2 separate regions of the Homo sapiens genome follow, and region 2 is linked to region 1. Evidence: read pairs that join two places in POLR2A ChIA-PET (ENCODE). Cell type or tissue: Panc1. All regions are shown on one strand.

Region 1 (8,000 bases):
AACCTCCACCCCGAGTTCAAGCAGTCCTCTCACTTCAGCCTCCCAAGTAGCTGGGGCTACAGGCATACACCACCACGCTTGGCTAATTTTTGTATTTTTGGTTGAGATGGGGTCTCGCCCTGTTGGCCAGGCTGGTCTCGAACTCCTGAACTCAACGATCTGGCTACCTCAGGCTCCCAAAGTACTGGGATTACAGGCTACTGGGAGCCACCACGCCCAGCCCAAATAAGCTTTTAAATTGACTTCTCTATTGTAGACTAGTATTTCTTAAAATAGTCACATTTAATTTTATAAAGTAAAAATAAATCTGGCTATAAATGACATTGTTAGGGCTCTGCCATCAGCTGTGGAGGTTGGGGGAGATGGCAATGCACAAGTAGCTACTTTTAGGCTGGATATGCCAGACCTCTATTAGTGAACTCTGTACCTCTGGGAGGATGGTTGGCATTCACACCCTACTGATTTTTAATCCCATAATACCATGTGCCCTTTTCCCATGATGTGATGAGAATTGTTACCTTTAACCATTTGAGGTTTTGTTTTGTTTCAGACAGGGTCTTGCTCTGTCACCGAGGCTGGAGTGCAGTGGCATGATCTCGGCTCACTGCAACCTCTGCCTCCTGCCTCAAGCGATTCTCCTGCCTCAGCAACCTGAGTAGCTGGGATTACAGGCATGCACCACCATGCCCGGCTAATTTTTGTATTTTCAGTAAAGATGGGGTTTCTCCATGTTGGCCAGGCTGGTCTTGAACTCCTGATGTCAGGTGACCCACCATCTTGGCCTCCCAAAGTGCTGGGATTACAGGCATGAGCCGCCATGCCCAGCCCATTTGAGTTGTATAATAGTGGATAAAATTCAGAAACATTAATGCCCCAGTTCTGCTTAATAACTAGCTTTGCACAGGCAAATAGTCACAGATTATGTCTATACTTGAAATCCAAGGAGGAAATCAAAACACATGCACCACCTAATCTACTTCTCTGTCTACTTTCCTCAACCTACCCAATAGCTGCATTTTGGCACTTTGGCCAACCTCCAAGAGTGGTTTACAAAGCAAAATATCTTGTGGAGGAGTTCTCATATTCATAAGATCAGGTTTCTTTGTATATCTGGTGAGAAGAGAGTGTAACCAGGAAGGCAGATGAAGCCATTTTTTAAATCAAAAGAACATCTTACTGCCTATGAGTCTTTACCTGTCTTGCTACTGATGCCACCACAAGTGTCTTGAAGGGAAGGACAGGAAAGTTTTGGGGAAAGTGATAGAGTAAGGAGCTTTCATGCTCTAGGCTTCCCCATGATCACTAATGGCAATGCAACTCTTTGGAAGAGTAACTCATTTGGTCATAGATACCAAGTTTAAAAATATTCACACTCTGAAAACAGGATAATACCACCTGCCCCCTGATTACCCGACAGAGGCTTTGCAAATATGAATATGAATATAAAAAGTTACACAGATTTTAAGTATTTGCCATTCAATAAATATTTACTAACCATCAAGATGTGCATGGCATTTCACTCATCTGGAGATACCGAGGTAATCCCCTGCCCTTGTGTATTTCATAGCTGTTTGGGAGACACACATAAGTAAATGGGCATTAGATACAAGATGATGTGAAGATGTCTTTGCTGCCGCCTCCTCCCCTATTGGAAGAACCCAAAGTTAAGAAAGACAAGGTCAGGCCAGGAACTATGGCTCACGCCTGTAATCCCAGCACTTTGGGAGTCCAAGGCGGGCAGATCACAAGGTCAGGAGACCGAGACCATCCTGGCTAACATGGTGAAACCCCGTCTCTACTAAAAATACAAAAAAAAATTAGCTGGGCGTGGTGGAGGCACCTGTAGTCCCAGCTACTCGGGAGGCTGAGGCAGGAGAATGGCATGAACCCAGGAGGCGGAGCTTGCAGTGAGCCGATTGCGCCACTGCACTCCAGCCTGGGCAACAGAGCGAGACTCCATCTCAAAAAAAAAAAAAAAAAAACAGAAAAGAAAAATATAAAAATTTAGCCAGACGTGGTGGGGGGTGCCTGTAATCCTAGCTACTCAGGAGGCTGAGGCAGGAGAATCGCTTGAATCTGGGGGGTGGAGGTTGCAGTGAGCTGAGATCGTGCCACTGCACTCCAGCCTGGGTGACAGAGTGAGATTCCGTCTCAAAAAAAAAAAAAAAGAGAAAAAGAAAAAGACAAAAAATTAGCCAGACATGGTCGGGGGTGCCTGTAATCCTAGCTACTCAGGAGGCTGAGGCAGGAGAATCGTTTGAACCCAGGAGACAGAGGTTGTAGTGAGCAGAAATCGCGCCATTGCACTCCAGCCTGGGGGATAAAGTGAGACTCCATCTCAAAAAAGAAATGAAAAAAGAAGGTCAAAACTGATAATTGCTAGAGAACTCAAGAAAGGCTTAGGAACAGAAGGCCCCAGGTAGGAACGGATTGTTTAAAAGGAAGAGTTAGACTTCACAGGCCACCTTGATTCCACATTTTTAGGTGACCACATCCTGTCTACCGCCCAACAACACACACACACACTTTAGGTTTATTTTATAGAGAAAAAGAACCAGAGAGGCACTGAACTGGGGGACACTAGGCACTGAGGAGAGAATGAGGTATCACTGAGCGCAGGGAGAGGAAGTGGAGTCGGCATGCTCAACGGCAAAGTGAGACCTGCTCACCCTTTCCCAAGGTGTGAGATGCCACGGTCAGGGCCATAGTCCCATCATCACCGTGTGCTGCTGTGACTCACAGCACATTACAATTGATTATCTGCACCAACATTTAATATCAATCCCTCTATTAGACTGCAAATACCACAAGGTCAGAAATCATGCCTGATTTGTGTCCCAACATTACCCAGCACCAGCACAGTGCCTGGATCTTGCTATAGAAGCAATGGTACCTGAGCACCTCAGACAGATCAAAAATACTGGCTAGAGGGAAGCATAGGGATTGTAGCTATATAAAAGCTTAGATTCTTTTTAAAATATGCTTTTATTTTTTCAAGACGGAATTTTGCTCTTGTCACCCAGGCTAGAGTGCAGTGACGCGATGTTGGCTCACTGCAACCTCCGCCTCCTGGGTTCAAGTGATTCTCCTGCCTCAGCCTCCCGAGAAGCTGGGATTGCAGGCACACACCACCACACCCGGCTAATTTTTGTAATTTTAGTAGAGACAGGGTTTCACCATGGTGGCCAGGCTGGTCTCGAACTCTTGAACTCAGGTGATCCACCCACCTCGGCCTCCCAAAGTGATGGGATTACAGGCATGAGCTACTGCGCCTGCCCTAAAATATGCTCTTCTTTTATATGTACTGCTACCAATAATCTACATTTAAAAATAAAGCGGAGGTAATGCACATGTTAATTAGGTCAATTTCACCTTCCACAATGAATACATATTTCAAAACATCATGTTGTACACAACAAATACAATTTTGTCAACTAAAATAAATTTAAAATAAAGCAGACGAGATGTATATTATACACACACACACATATAAGCACACTTCTGTATATGCACTGATATCTGTGGAAGGTGCACAAAAGGGAGTGGTTACCTTGGTGGCGGTTAAGGCTGGGGGGTCAAAAGTGAGATCACTTTTCAATTCACCTTTGTACTATTTGATTTTATTACTAAATGAATATATTACCCCCCATTAAAAGAAAAAACTTTGTGTCTGTTTCTATTGCTACTGGACTGCAGCTATCAAGGCTACTTGATTAGAGTCCTTTTGGAGGTCATTCTTTGCATGGAGCCCCAACAGAGTTCCCCAGGCAGAGTGTGGTGAGCTCCCAGCTGCATTATCTTCCCAGACTTGCCAGGACAACTAAGTGTTTTCATGGCCCATAACCTCATTAGCTTAGTTAGGGTGTCCCACCTGGTTTTCCCAGCCATAACAATTATGGAAAATGTTTATTATTTCCCTTTTGTGGATAGTCTCTTTTACTAAAATTGTGAGCATCAGTTTCTGATTAAAATTCCTCCTTTTGTGGTTGTTTTATTTTTTCTTTGATTGAGTGCCTTGGGAATAATAATAATAGCTGGGTTTTTTTTTTTTTTTTTTTTTTTTTTTTGGAGATTTGCTCTGCTCTGTCGCCCAGGCTGGAGTGCAGTGGCACAATCTCGGCTCACTGCAAGCTCCACCTCCTGGGTTCACGCCATTCTCCTCCTGAGTAGCTGGGACTACAGGCGCCTGCCACCACGCCCGGCTAATTTTCTGTATTTTTAGTAGAGATGAAATTTCACTGTGTTAGCCAGGATGCTCTCAATCTCCTGACCTCATGATCCACCTGCCTCGGGCCTCCCAAAGTGCTGGGATTACAGGCTTGAGCCACCAGGCCTGGCCTTTTTTTTTTTTTTTTTTTGAGACAGGGTCTTGCTCTGTCGCCCAGGCTGGAGTGCAGTGGTGCAATCTCTGCTCACTGCAACCTCTGCCCCCAGAGTTCTAGCGATTCTCCTGCCTCAGCCTCCCAGGTAGCTGGGATTACAAATGCCTGCCACCACGCCCAGCTAATTTTTTTGTATTTTTAGTAGAGACGGGGTTTCGCCATGTTGGCCAGTCTGGTCTCGAACTCCTGACCTTAGGTGATCCACCCACCTTGGCCTCCCAAAGTGCTAGGATTACAGACGTGAGCCACCACACCTGGCCAATAATGATAATAGTTATAGTAGCTAATATTGTTTGCTTAGTAAGTATATTAGTTTATAAGGCTCCCATAACAAAGCACCACAGACTGGGTGGCTTAAACAAAAGAAATCTATTTTCTCACAGTTCTGGAGGCTAGAAGTCTAAGATGAAGGTGTTGGCAGCATTGGTTTCTTCTGAGGCCTCTCTCCTTGGCTTGTAGATGGCCGTCTTCTCCCTGTACCATCACTTTTGGTCTCCTTCTGTGTCTGTCTGGGTCCAAATTTCCTCCTCTTATCAAGGACACCAGTCCTACTGAATCAGAGCCCACCCTAAAAACCTCATTTTTAATTTAACTGCCTCTTTGAAGACACTATCTGCAAATACAGTCACATTCTGAGATACATAGGATTAGAGCTTCAACATATGAATTTGAGGGGGTCAAAATTCAGCCCATAATAATATGTATAAGGCAATACGCTAATTGCTTTACAAATATCTCATTTATATCTGACAGCCAATTGCATGCAAGAACGCTGATGCATGGAGAGATTAAGCAATAAGATTAGGTAGTAGGCGGTAGAGTCATAATTCAAATCCAGGCAGACAGACTCCAGATCCCGCACTCTCCACCACCACCCACACTACATATGGGCTTTCTTCATTCATTCTACCAGATCCATTCAAATTTCCCAAAGGAGGGAAAATGAAGTGCCTGCTGTCACAAGCAAATAGAAAAACACCATTCTCCAAGCCAGTGAGAGGTAGCAGAGGGGCCCCAGCTAGTCCTCAAGTCTGTCCTTGTGAACCATAGTCTCTTACTCCATCCTTACCGCCCCAGGGAGCCTCTAGCAGTGAGTGGTGTGGTCAGAGGTTGGCCACTAAGTCTATGCTCATGCCTGACCAAATCCATGAAGATGAAGTAGGAGTGGGATGACAGAGTCAGCCCCTAATTCCTCATGGAAAGCACAGGGGGCAAAACTTGAATATCACATAGTCATACTTAGGAGCTTGAAATCCAATCCTCTCCTGCCCAGTGGCAAGACTTCTAGAGTGCTGTTTTAGGAGCCAGAAAAGGTCAAGGTTTGCCCAGCATATCTGGCATGAGGCAAAGTATCTAGAGGAAGATCTCTGCCAGAGCAGAGTGCAAAGCTGTAAACTCAAGTCACTGAAAGCAGAGATGGCAGCAGTCAAGGACACCTGGAGTGTCATTTATTATAATTGCTTAGATAAGACAAAGGAGAGTGTGGTCATTTAGTCTCTCTCCACTAAGTTCAGCTTCAACTTCCCCACTTACAAAATATCCTTTCCTAAGTGATATGGTTTGGCTGTGTCTCCACCCAAATTTCATCTTGAATTGAAGCTCCCACAATTCCCACGTGTTGTGGAAGGAACCCAGTGGGAGGCAACTGAATCATGGGGGCAGGTCTTTCCTGTGCTGTTCTCTGGCAGTGAGCAAACCTCACAAGATCTGATGGCTTTATAAGGGATTTCCCCTTTCGCTTGGCTCTCATTCTCTCTTGCTGCAGCCACTTAAGATGTGCCTTTCACAGGGCCTTTCCGCCGTGATTGTGAGGCCTCCCCAGCCACGTGGAACTGAGTCCATTAAACCTCTTTTTCTTTACAAATTACCCAGTCTCAGGTATGTCTTTATCAGCAGTGTGAAAACAGACTAATACAGTGAGTTGGTACTAGAGTGGGGTGCTGCTGTAAAGATACCCAAAACCTGGAACTGGATAACAGGCAGAGAGGGTGGAGCAGTTTAGAGAGCTCAGAAGACAGGAATATGTGGGAAAGTTTGGAACTTCCTAGAGACTTGTTGAATGGCTTTGACCAAAATGCTGATAATGATATGGAAATCCAGGCTGAGGTGGTCTCAGATGGAAATGAGGAACTTGTTGGGAACTACAGTGAAGGTGATTCTTGCTATGTTTTAGCAAAGAGACTAGTGGGATTTTGCACCTGCCCTAGAGATTTGTGGAACTTTGAATTAAGGGAGATAGTTTAGGGTATCTGGTGGAAGTGAGGGAAGAGAGAGACCCTCTCATATTGTTTTATATTCAGTACCTGTTTTAAAAAAAATAATAAATAAACAAAAAAAAACAAGGAAATAAAATCAAAGACAGCCCAGCGCCAGGCCCAAAACTGGACCTGGGCCTGCCTGGCCTAAACCTAGTAGATAAAAATCAACTCATGACTTAGAAACCGATGTTATTCATAGATTCCAGACATTGTATAGAAGAACATTGTGAAACTCCCTGCCCTGTTCTGTTTCTCTCTGACCACCGGTGCATGCAGCCCCTGTCACGTACCCCTTGCTTGCTCAAATCAATCATGACCCTTTCATGTGAAATCTTCAGTGTTGTGGGCCCTTAAAAGGGATAGAAATTGTGCACTCGAGGAGCTCGGATTTTAAGGCAGTAGCTTGCCGATGCTCCCAGCTGAATAAAGCCCTTCCTTCTACAACCTGGTGTCTGAGAGGTTTTGTCTGCAGCTCATCCTGCTACATTTTTTGGTTCCCTGACTGGGAAACGAGGTGACTGATGGATGGCTGAGGCAGCCCCTTAGGCGGCTTAAGCCTGCCCTGTGGAGCATCCCTGCGGGGGACTCCGGCCAGCCTGAGTGCCGCGATCCAAAGAGGGCTCCCGGGTAGGAAATTTCCACAGTGGAACGCCTCACCAGAGCAGCCCGTAGCAGGCCCCCATGGAGGATTAACACAGTGGCTGAACACCAGGAAGGAACTGGCATTTGGAGTCTGGATATCTGAAACTTGGTAAGACTAGTCTTTGGAACTTGCCCCACTCCATCTGAGTGGAAGCGTGGCCTGATCACCCACGGTGTGCCTGTATTGGCACCTTTGTTCTGGTTTTGACTTGGCTTGACTTGGTAGGACTAGTCTTTGGAACTTACCCCACTCCACCTGAGTGGAAGCGTGGCCTGATCACCCACGGTGTGCCTGTATTGGCACCTTTGTTCTAGTTTTGACTTGACTTGAATTGCTGGATACTTTGGTTTTGGTTTTGACCTGGCTTGGATTTCTGGAAACTCTGATTTTGGTTTTGATTTTGGTTTGGTGTAAACTGCAAAAGTGTGTGTGTGCCCTTTTTAACTGTTCTTTGTTTTGTGGTGTGTGTGTGGTGTGAGCGTGTTGTTTTGTCTCAAAGAAGCATGGGCCAGGCACAAATAAGCCCAACCCACTAGGAACTATGTTGAAAAATTTCAAGAAAGAATTTAAGGGAGATTATGGTGTTACTGTGACACCAGGAAAACTTAGAACTTTGTGTGAAATAGGCTGGCCAGCATTAGAGGTGGGTTGGCCATCAGAAGGAAGCCTGGACAGGTCCCTTGTTTCAAAGGTATGACACAAGGTAACCTGTAAGCC
Region 2 (8,000 bases), 220 kb before region 1:
TACACACATGTATATGGATGACATTTGTTTTGTTTTTAGAAAAACATTTAACTTGACTTTTCTATTACATATGTATCAGGTACATTTATTCAACATCATTTTTTAAAAACGTTAGTATACTTTTTAAAAAAGTATATTGAGTATACACAGTATATTGTATATTGAGTATGTACAGTAAAATTAACCTTTTTTAGCATTCAGTCCCATGAGTTTTGATGAATGCATACAATAATGCAACCATCACGATCAAGATATAGAACAGGTCCATCACCCTCAAACTGTCTTTGTGCCTGATTGTAGTTTAGAGGCACTTGCTCCTTCTCCAGCAATCACTGAACTATTTTCAATCCCTACAGTTTTGCCTTTTTTGGTTTTTTTTGGAGACAGAGTCTCACTCTGTCGGCCAGGCTGGAGTGCAGTGGCACGATCTCGGCTCACTGCAACCTCCATCTCCCAGGCTCAAGCAATTCTCCTGCCTCAGTCTCCAGAATAGCTGGGATTACAGGGGTGTGCCACCATGCCCAGCTAATTTTTGTATTTTTAGTAGAGATGGGGTTTCACCATGTTGGCCAGGCTGGTCTCAAACTCCTGACCTTAGGTGATCTGCCCACCTTGGCCCCCTACAAAGTGCTAGGATTACAGGCGTGAGCCACTGGGCCCAGCCCAGTTTTGCCTTTTCTACAATGCTACATAAATGGAATCATACATTTGCTTTTTGAGCCTGGCTTCTTTCACTCAGCCTAATGCTGCTGCAATTCATCCATGTTTTCTGCATATATTTGTAATTTGGTCCTTTTTATTGCTCAGTAGTATTCTATTCTATGGATGTACATTATATGAATGTTCGTTGATCTGTTTACCAGTTGATAGACAATAGGGTTGTTTCCAGTTTTTGGTAGTTATGAATAAAGTTGATATAAACATTGAATTTCAGGTTTTTGAGTACATACATATGAGTGAGACTGCTAATAGAAGACATCTTTTTTAATGGCTGCATTTTACTTCAGGACTGAAATGTATATGTACATTTATTCATTCAATCAACAAATATTAAATACTTACACTATAGTAGATAATGAGAGTACAGTGAACATACTGTTGGTCAGTGTTAGTCCTAATCCTCATGGAATTTGCTTTTAGGCAAACTCCTATAAATAGGCATATAAATTACTTCCAATTCCCCCATCATACACAATTAATTTTTTTTACCTCAATTCTATCATTACCAATCATCTGCCATTTTTCCCAATATTTTCCTAGGAGTTTTCAAGGAAACAAATGAGGTCCTAGGCAGTAGTCTTGGTTGAGAGAGCTGCATATCTCTAAGAATGGCACTATATTGGAGATGGGGCGGTCGACTAGTCCCAGGAAGCTGTTGCAATTTGATGTAGGGAACCTGCGATCATCATTCATAGTCCTAGGACAGTTGTTTTCAAAATTTAGTATACATCAGAATCTTGTTGAAACACAGATTTCTGGGCTCCACTTCTCATTCTGCAGGTCTGGGATGGGGTCCAAGAGTCTGTGTGTGTGTATATATATAATTTGAGATGGAGTCTCGCTCTGTTGCCCAGGCTGGAGTGCAGTGGCGTGATCTTGACTCACTGCAAACTCCGCCTCCTGGGTTCACGCCATTCTCCCGCCTCAGCCTCCCAAGTAGCTGGGACTACAGGCGCCTGCCACCATGCCCTGCTAATTTTTTGTATTTTTAGTAGAGACGGGTTTTCACCGTGTTAGCCAGGATGATCTCGATCTCCTGACCTCGTGATCCGCCTGCCTCAGCCTCCCAAAGTGCTGGGATTACAGGTGTGAGCCACCATGCCCGGCCAAGAGTCTGTATTTTCAACAAGTTCCCAGGTGAGGCTAATGCTGCTTGTCCCAGGAACATACTTTGAGAACTGTTCTAAGTTATTTCTGGCAGTTTCTGAGCCTGATAATCTTAAACTTGGATGCTCTTTCATCTCCTGTCAGGAATTCGGAGATCTAGAAGTATTAACAGCTATCTTTGAAGTTACTGACGTAGAAAAAAACTCCTGTGGGCCAGGGACTCCTCTGCAGGATCACCTGACAATTGTAGTTCTTCAAGACTTTATTTTCATTTCTCTTATCATCTTCAGGTAGGTTCTTCCCTGAGTTACACGAGTTGGCAGGGTGGCATGTTATCTGGCACCTCTCAGCACCACAAACAGCACAGAAGGGCTTCCTGCTTTGAAGGATTCTACTAGAGCAGGGTCTTAATATCAAACTTAAGAGTTACATCCTCTAGGTTAGAGGTGGCTAGGTTTCCTAGGTGGGAAGCCTTGTGAAAGTTCTGGGGTATTCACCTGAGACTTCAGAAGGGCTAGGGGGAATATGCTTACCCTGGATTTAGGGGTAGGGGGAGTCTTGGGCACATGAGCTGGCTGCAGGGGCCAGGTCCCACAGGCAGAGGAGCCACAGTTGCTTGTCATTGTTGGTGAGTATAAAGCTAACTGCAGTAAAAGGCTTTTTGGTTTCCTTCCCTTAGCTAGTTTGATGGGCAGGTTTAGTGAAGGGATCCCTGGTTTCATTCCCCTCATAAGAGGTTTCAAATCAGTTTTACCATTCACTAGCTCCACCACCAACTAATTAGTTCTTGGGAAATTTCCTCATCTGTAAAATGAGGACAATCCCCCTACCTCTCAGGGTTATTGTGAAGAATAATGAATAAATGAATAATAAATGAATATAGTAACATATGTAAAGTAGTTAGTGTGGTACCTGACACACAGTAGGCCCTTCTTTATCTAACGGGAACATGGATCCCACGTGGGGAAGCTGCAGTACGCCATTCTGTGGGAACTCCAGTTGCCTCATCACAAAGTATGCCTAATTCTCCCATATAAGGGTACTGACATTACTGTCTTTGAAAAATGAGACTAACTAGCTTTGGGGGCCTGCTGTTAAGTCACTCACAAGAACATGCATTTTCTGGAGGACATGTAAGATTGGAGCCTATATTAGCTGACAGGATAAGAGCCACACCACATTAGCACTTGAAGACTTGCAGGATCTAGGACAACTATTCACAATATGGAACTTTCGTTTTTGAGCTAGAAGGAACAGGGCTGATTTATTTCAATCACTCATTCTACAGATTATCCTGGGAGGTTAAGTAACCTGCTCGGTGTCAGAGAACATTGTAATATTTAGGGTTCCTCTGAGCAGGTCTTGTTTTCAGCCACTCCATTCTTTCTGAATTTTGCCCCTTTTGTCAGTAAAGCACTTCCTCTATTACCTTTTTATTTTATATATACATACACAAAATGAGGAGAAATTCATTAGCACCATTTTGTGGCTCCATAATCTTGCTTAGAAAAGGATTTTGGAAGAGTACAAATGTAAGGTAAGTTGGAAGAGAATGTAGGTTGGTGAGACAGAAGCACTGGCACTCCTCTCTGCTCCCATCTGTCATTCCCAGATACTCTAAAAGGTTATACTACTTATAGGTTTACTATAAGCATTATTCCAACAACCTGATTTTAGCTAGTTGGCAGTTTAGTACCTATGCTTATATTCCAATTTTATGTTTTAACATTCAGGAATCTTTTCTTGATGCCTTAGACATGTCTTAGCCAGTGAAAATAATTTTTCCCCATATCAGTAACTTAAGACAATCAGCCCTCTTTTTAAAAAGTCTATGAAACATAAGCTTTAGGTATATCACAGAGTATTTGTTTTATAAAGGGAGGTTTCCTTTCTGTTCTTTTAAAAAATAAGCTTAAAAAAAAAAGCACAAACAAACTCTGTCAGCAGAGAAAGTGGTAAATAATTTCAGAATGGTATGGGAGAGTAGACTCTTGTCCCCCAACACTCAGTGTTCCCATTACATTTGCTGAGAGCTAAGGAGCCCTCACAGACAAGATACCTATTACAGGAGAGCTTGACTCCTCAACTCCCCCTAGCAGAGGAATAATTTCGGAAGAGTATACATGAAGTATACTATGTCCCCCGACTGTTTACTCTGAGTTCCTGCTACTTTTGCTGAGAGAGCTAAGGACCCATCACAGACAAAATCCCTATTACAAGATAACTCGACTACCCATTTTCAACAGAGAGGAAGATGAGTGGTGGTATTCCCTAGAATTCTAATTGCAAAAGAGGCATTTTTCTGGCCGAGTGTGGTGGCTCACACCTATAATCCCAGCACTTTGGGAGGCTAAAAGCAAACTTGAGGCCAGGAGTTTGAGACCAACCTGGGTAACAAAGCAAGACCCCTCCTCTAAAAAAAGAATTAAAGAAAAAAAATTTTAAAAAATTAGCCAGGCATTGTGGTGTGCACCTGTAGCCCTAGCTACTCAGGAGGCTGAGGCAAGAGGATCACTTGAGCCTAGGAGTTAGAGGCTGTAGTGAGTTATGATTGTGCCACTGCACTCCAGCCTGGGCGACAGAATGAGAGTCTAATTTAAAAAAAAAAAAGAAAAGAAAAAAAAATTTTTTTTTGAGACGTAGTTTCACTCTTGTTGCCCAGGCTAGAGTGCAGTGGCGTGATCTCGGCTCACAGCAACATCCGCCTCCCGGGCTCAAGAGATTCTCCTGCCTCAGCCTCCCAAATAGCTGGGATTACAGACATGCGCCACCACGCCTGGCTAATTTTATATTTTTAGTAGAGATGGGGTTTCTGCATGTTGGTCAGGCTGGTCTCAATCTCCCAACCTCAGGTGATCTGCCCACCTTGGCCTCCCAAAGTGCTGGGATTACAGGCGTTAGCCACCGTGCCCAGCCAGAAAAAAATTTTTTTAAAAGAGGCATTTTCTCATTGAAACAATGTTAAAAATGATGGGTAAGTTTCCCTAAACTATGAATTAGATAAGTTATGGAGAGCTGGCCTGAAAACCTAGTAGCCATTTTAAGATTGTTTCTATGAAAAACACATTTGTAGGTCCAAAAATTGGCTTACCACCAAATTTTTGAAATATATTCTATCATAGATTAGGAAATGGAGGGATTTTTAAAAATTTTCATGTACACAAATTCTTTCAAGTGGGGTTTCTGTTCCAAGATGGCCAAATAGGAACAGCTCCGATCTGCAGCTCCCAGCATGACTGACGCAGAAGACAGGTGATTTCCGCATTTCCAACTGAGGTACCTGGTTCATCTCATTGGGACTGGTTGGACAGTGGGTGCAGCCCACGGAGGGCAAGCCAAAGCAAGGCGGGGCATCACCTCACCTGGGAAGCGCAAGGGGTTGGGGGATTTCCCTTTCCTAGCCAAGGGAAGCAGTGACAGACTGTACCTGGAAAAATGGGACACTTCTGCCCTAATACTGCACTTTTCCCACGGTCTTAGCAACCAGCAGACCAGGAGATTTTCTCCTGTGCCTGGCTCAGTGGGTCCCATGCCCACAGAGCCTTGCTCACTGCTAGCGCAGCAGTCTGAGATCAACCTGCGAGGCTGCAGCCTGGCTGGGGGAGGGGCGTCCACCATTACTGAGGCTTGAGTAGGTAAACAAAGCGGCCAGGAAGCTCCAACTGGGCAGAGCCCAGTGCAGCTCAGCACTGTCTACTGCCTCTATAGACTTCACCTTTGTGGGCAGGGCATAGCTAAACAGAAGGCAGCAGAAACTTCTGCAGACTTAAATGTCCCTGTCTGACAGCTCTGAAGAGAGCAGTGGTTCTCCCAGCATGGTGTTTGAACTCTGAGAACGGACAGGCTGCCTCCTCAAGTGGGTCCCTGACCCCCATGTAGCCTAACTGGGAGACATCTGCAGTAGGGGCCAACAGACACCTCATACAGGTGGGTGCCCCTCTGGGATGAAGCTTCCAGAAGAAGGATCAGGCAGCAATATTTGCTGTTCTGCAGGCTCCGCTGGTGATACCCAGGCAAACAGGGTCTGGAGTGGACCTCCAGCAAACTCCAACAGTCCTGCAGCTGACGGACCTGTTAGAAGGAAAACTAACAAACAGAAAGGAATAGCATCAACATCAACAAAAAGGACATCTACACCAAAACCCCATCTGTAGGTTACCAACATCAAAGACCAAAGGTAGATAAAACCACAAAGATGGGGAGAAACCAGAGCAGAAAAGCTGAAAATTCTAAAAACCGGAGCGTCTCTTCTCCTCCAAAAGATCACAGCTCCTCGCCAGCAATGGAACAAAGCTGGATGGAGAATGACTTTGATGAGTTGACAGAAATAGGCTTCAGAAGGTCGGTAGTAACAAACTTCTCTGAGCTAAGGGAGCATGGTCTAACCCATCGCAAGGAAGCTAAAAACCTTGAAAAAAGGTTAAACGAATGGCTAACTAGAATAAACAGTGTAGAGAAGACCTTAAATGATCTGATGAAGCTGAAAAGCATGGCACGAGAACTTCGTGATGCATGCACAAGCTTCAATAGCCGATTCGATCAAGTGGAAGAAAGGGTATCAGTGATTGAAGATCAAATTAATTTGAAATAAAGCAAGAAGACAAGTTTAGAGAAAAAAAGAGTAAAATGAAACGAACAAAGCCTCCAAGAAAATATGGGACTTACATGAAAAGACCAAATCTATGTCTGATTGGTGTACCTGAAAGTGACGGGGAGAATGGAAGCAAGTTGGAAAACACTCTTCAGGATATTATCCAGGAGAACTTCCCCAACCTACCAAGGCAGGCCAACAGTCAAATTCAGGAAATACAGAAAATACCACAAAGATACTCCTCGAGAACAGCGACCCCAAGACACATAATTGTCAGATTCACCAAGGTTGAAGTGAAGGAAAAAATGTTAAGGGCAGCCAGAGAGAAAGGTTGGGTTACCCACAAACGGAAGCCCATCAGACTAACAGTGGATCTCTCAGCAGAAACCCTACAATCCAGAAGAGAGTGGGGGCCGATATTCACACATTCTTAAAGAAAAGAATTTTCAACCCAGAATTTCATATCCAGCCAAACTAAGCTTCATAAGTGAAGGACAGATAAAATCCTTTACAGACAAGCAAATGCTGAGAGATTTTGTCACCACCAGGCTTGCCTTACAAGAGCTCCTGAAGGAAGCACTAAACATAGAAAGGAACACCGGTACCAGCCACTGCAAAAACATGCCAAATTGTAAAGACCATCAATGCTATGAAGAAACTGCATCAATTAATGGGCAAAATAACCAGCTAACATCATAATGACAGGATCCAATTCAAACATAACAATATTAACCTTAAATGTAAATGGGCTAAATGCCCCAATTAAAAGACACAGACTAGCAAATTGAATAAAGAGTCAAGACCCATCAGTGTGCTGTATTCAGGAGACCCATCTCACATGCAGAGACACACATAGGCTCAAAATAAAGGGATGGAGGAAGATCTACCAAGAAAATGGAAAGCTAAAAAAAGCAAGGGTTGCAATCCTAGTCTCTGACAAATTATTTCAAGTGCACATTAAGCAACAAGCATTTTTTGAGTTCCTGAACATCTGTTGCATCAACAATCACAGTACCTGTACTAACATATTACTAAAGACTCAAACAAAACTTGGAGGTTCATGTTATTTGCTTTATTTCTGTATATGTTAACAGTTTTTCATTAAAAAAATTTTTTAAAACTCTTCAAACATAAATTCCATGAATCCACAAAAGATCAACTTAGGCTGAAATTGGGTGGCAATGTAAATAAAGAACCTCTAATAAAAAGAAAAATCTTGAATTTTGAATTGCATCCACAATATAGACAGCAAACCAACTATCAAAATGTTGAAAACATTTGAAATAATGCATCTATATTGGATCTTCCAAAATCTCACATAACTATTGTTCACAATTAAGAATGCCTTTCAAATGGTTACATGTGACTTTTTTTTTTTTTTTTTGAGATGGAGTCTCGCTCTGTCGCCCAGGCTGGAGTGCAGTGGCACAATCTTGGCTCACTGCAACCACCACCTTCCAGGTTCAAGTGATTCTCCCGCCTCAGCCTCCCAAGTAGCTGGGATTATAGGTGCTTGCCACCATGTCTGGCTAATTTTTGTATTTTTAGTAGAGATGGGGTTTCGCCATGTTGGCCAGGCTGG

The links. ChIA-PET counts read pairs that join two places held together with the same protein. Peaks named below come from ENCODE experiments on the same cell type or tissue, not always from the same donor. Only the 100,000 strongest peaks of a DNase experiment are listed, where the experiment ranks them.
Region 2: POLR2A ChIA-PET joins it to region 1 with 6 read pairs; 3 of 35 experiments call an interaction of 5 or more read pairs at or near these places.

What each region holds. Positions count from the first base shown.
Region 1 is chr6:111,289,271-111,297,270 of GRCh38, reverse strand. LOC124901376 (a long non-coding RNA gene) reads right to left here. Exons shown (of 2, transcript XR_007059706.1): 1 at 7,539-8,000; 2 at 5,800-7,425. Among named protein-coding and RNA genes, the nearest start is that of SLC60A2, 34 kb to the right of the region's middle. In Panc1, no CTCF peak of the experiment used is centred here; no DNase peak of the experiment used is centred here.
Region 2 is chr6:111,504,872-111,512,871 of GRCh38, reverse strand. It overlaps TRAF3IP2-AS1. Among named protein-coding and RNA genes, the nearest start is that of REV3L, 26 kb to the right of the region's middle. RefSeq lists enhancers at 4,882-5,404, 5,405-5,928. In Panc1, no CTCF peak of the experiment used is centred here; no DNase peak of the experiment used is centred here; H3K27ac peaks cover 428 bases.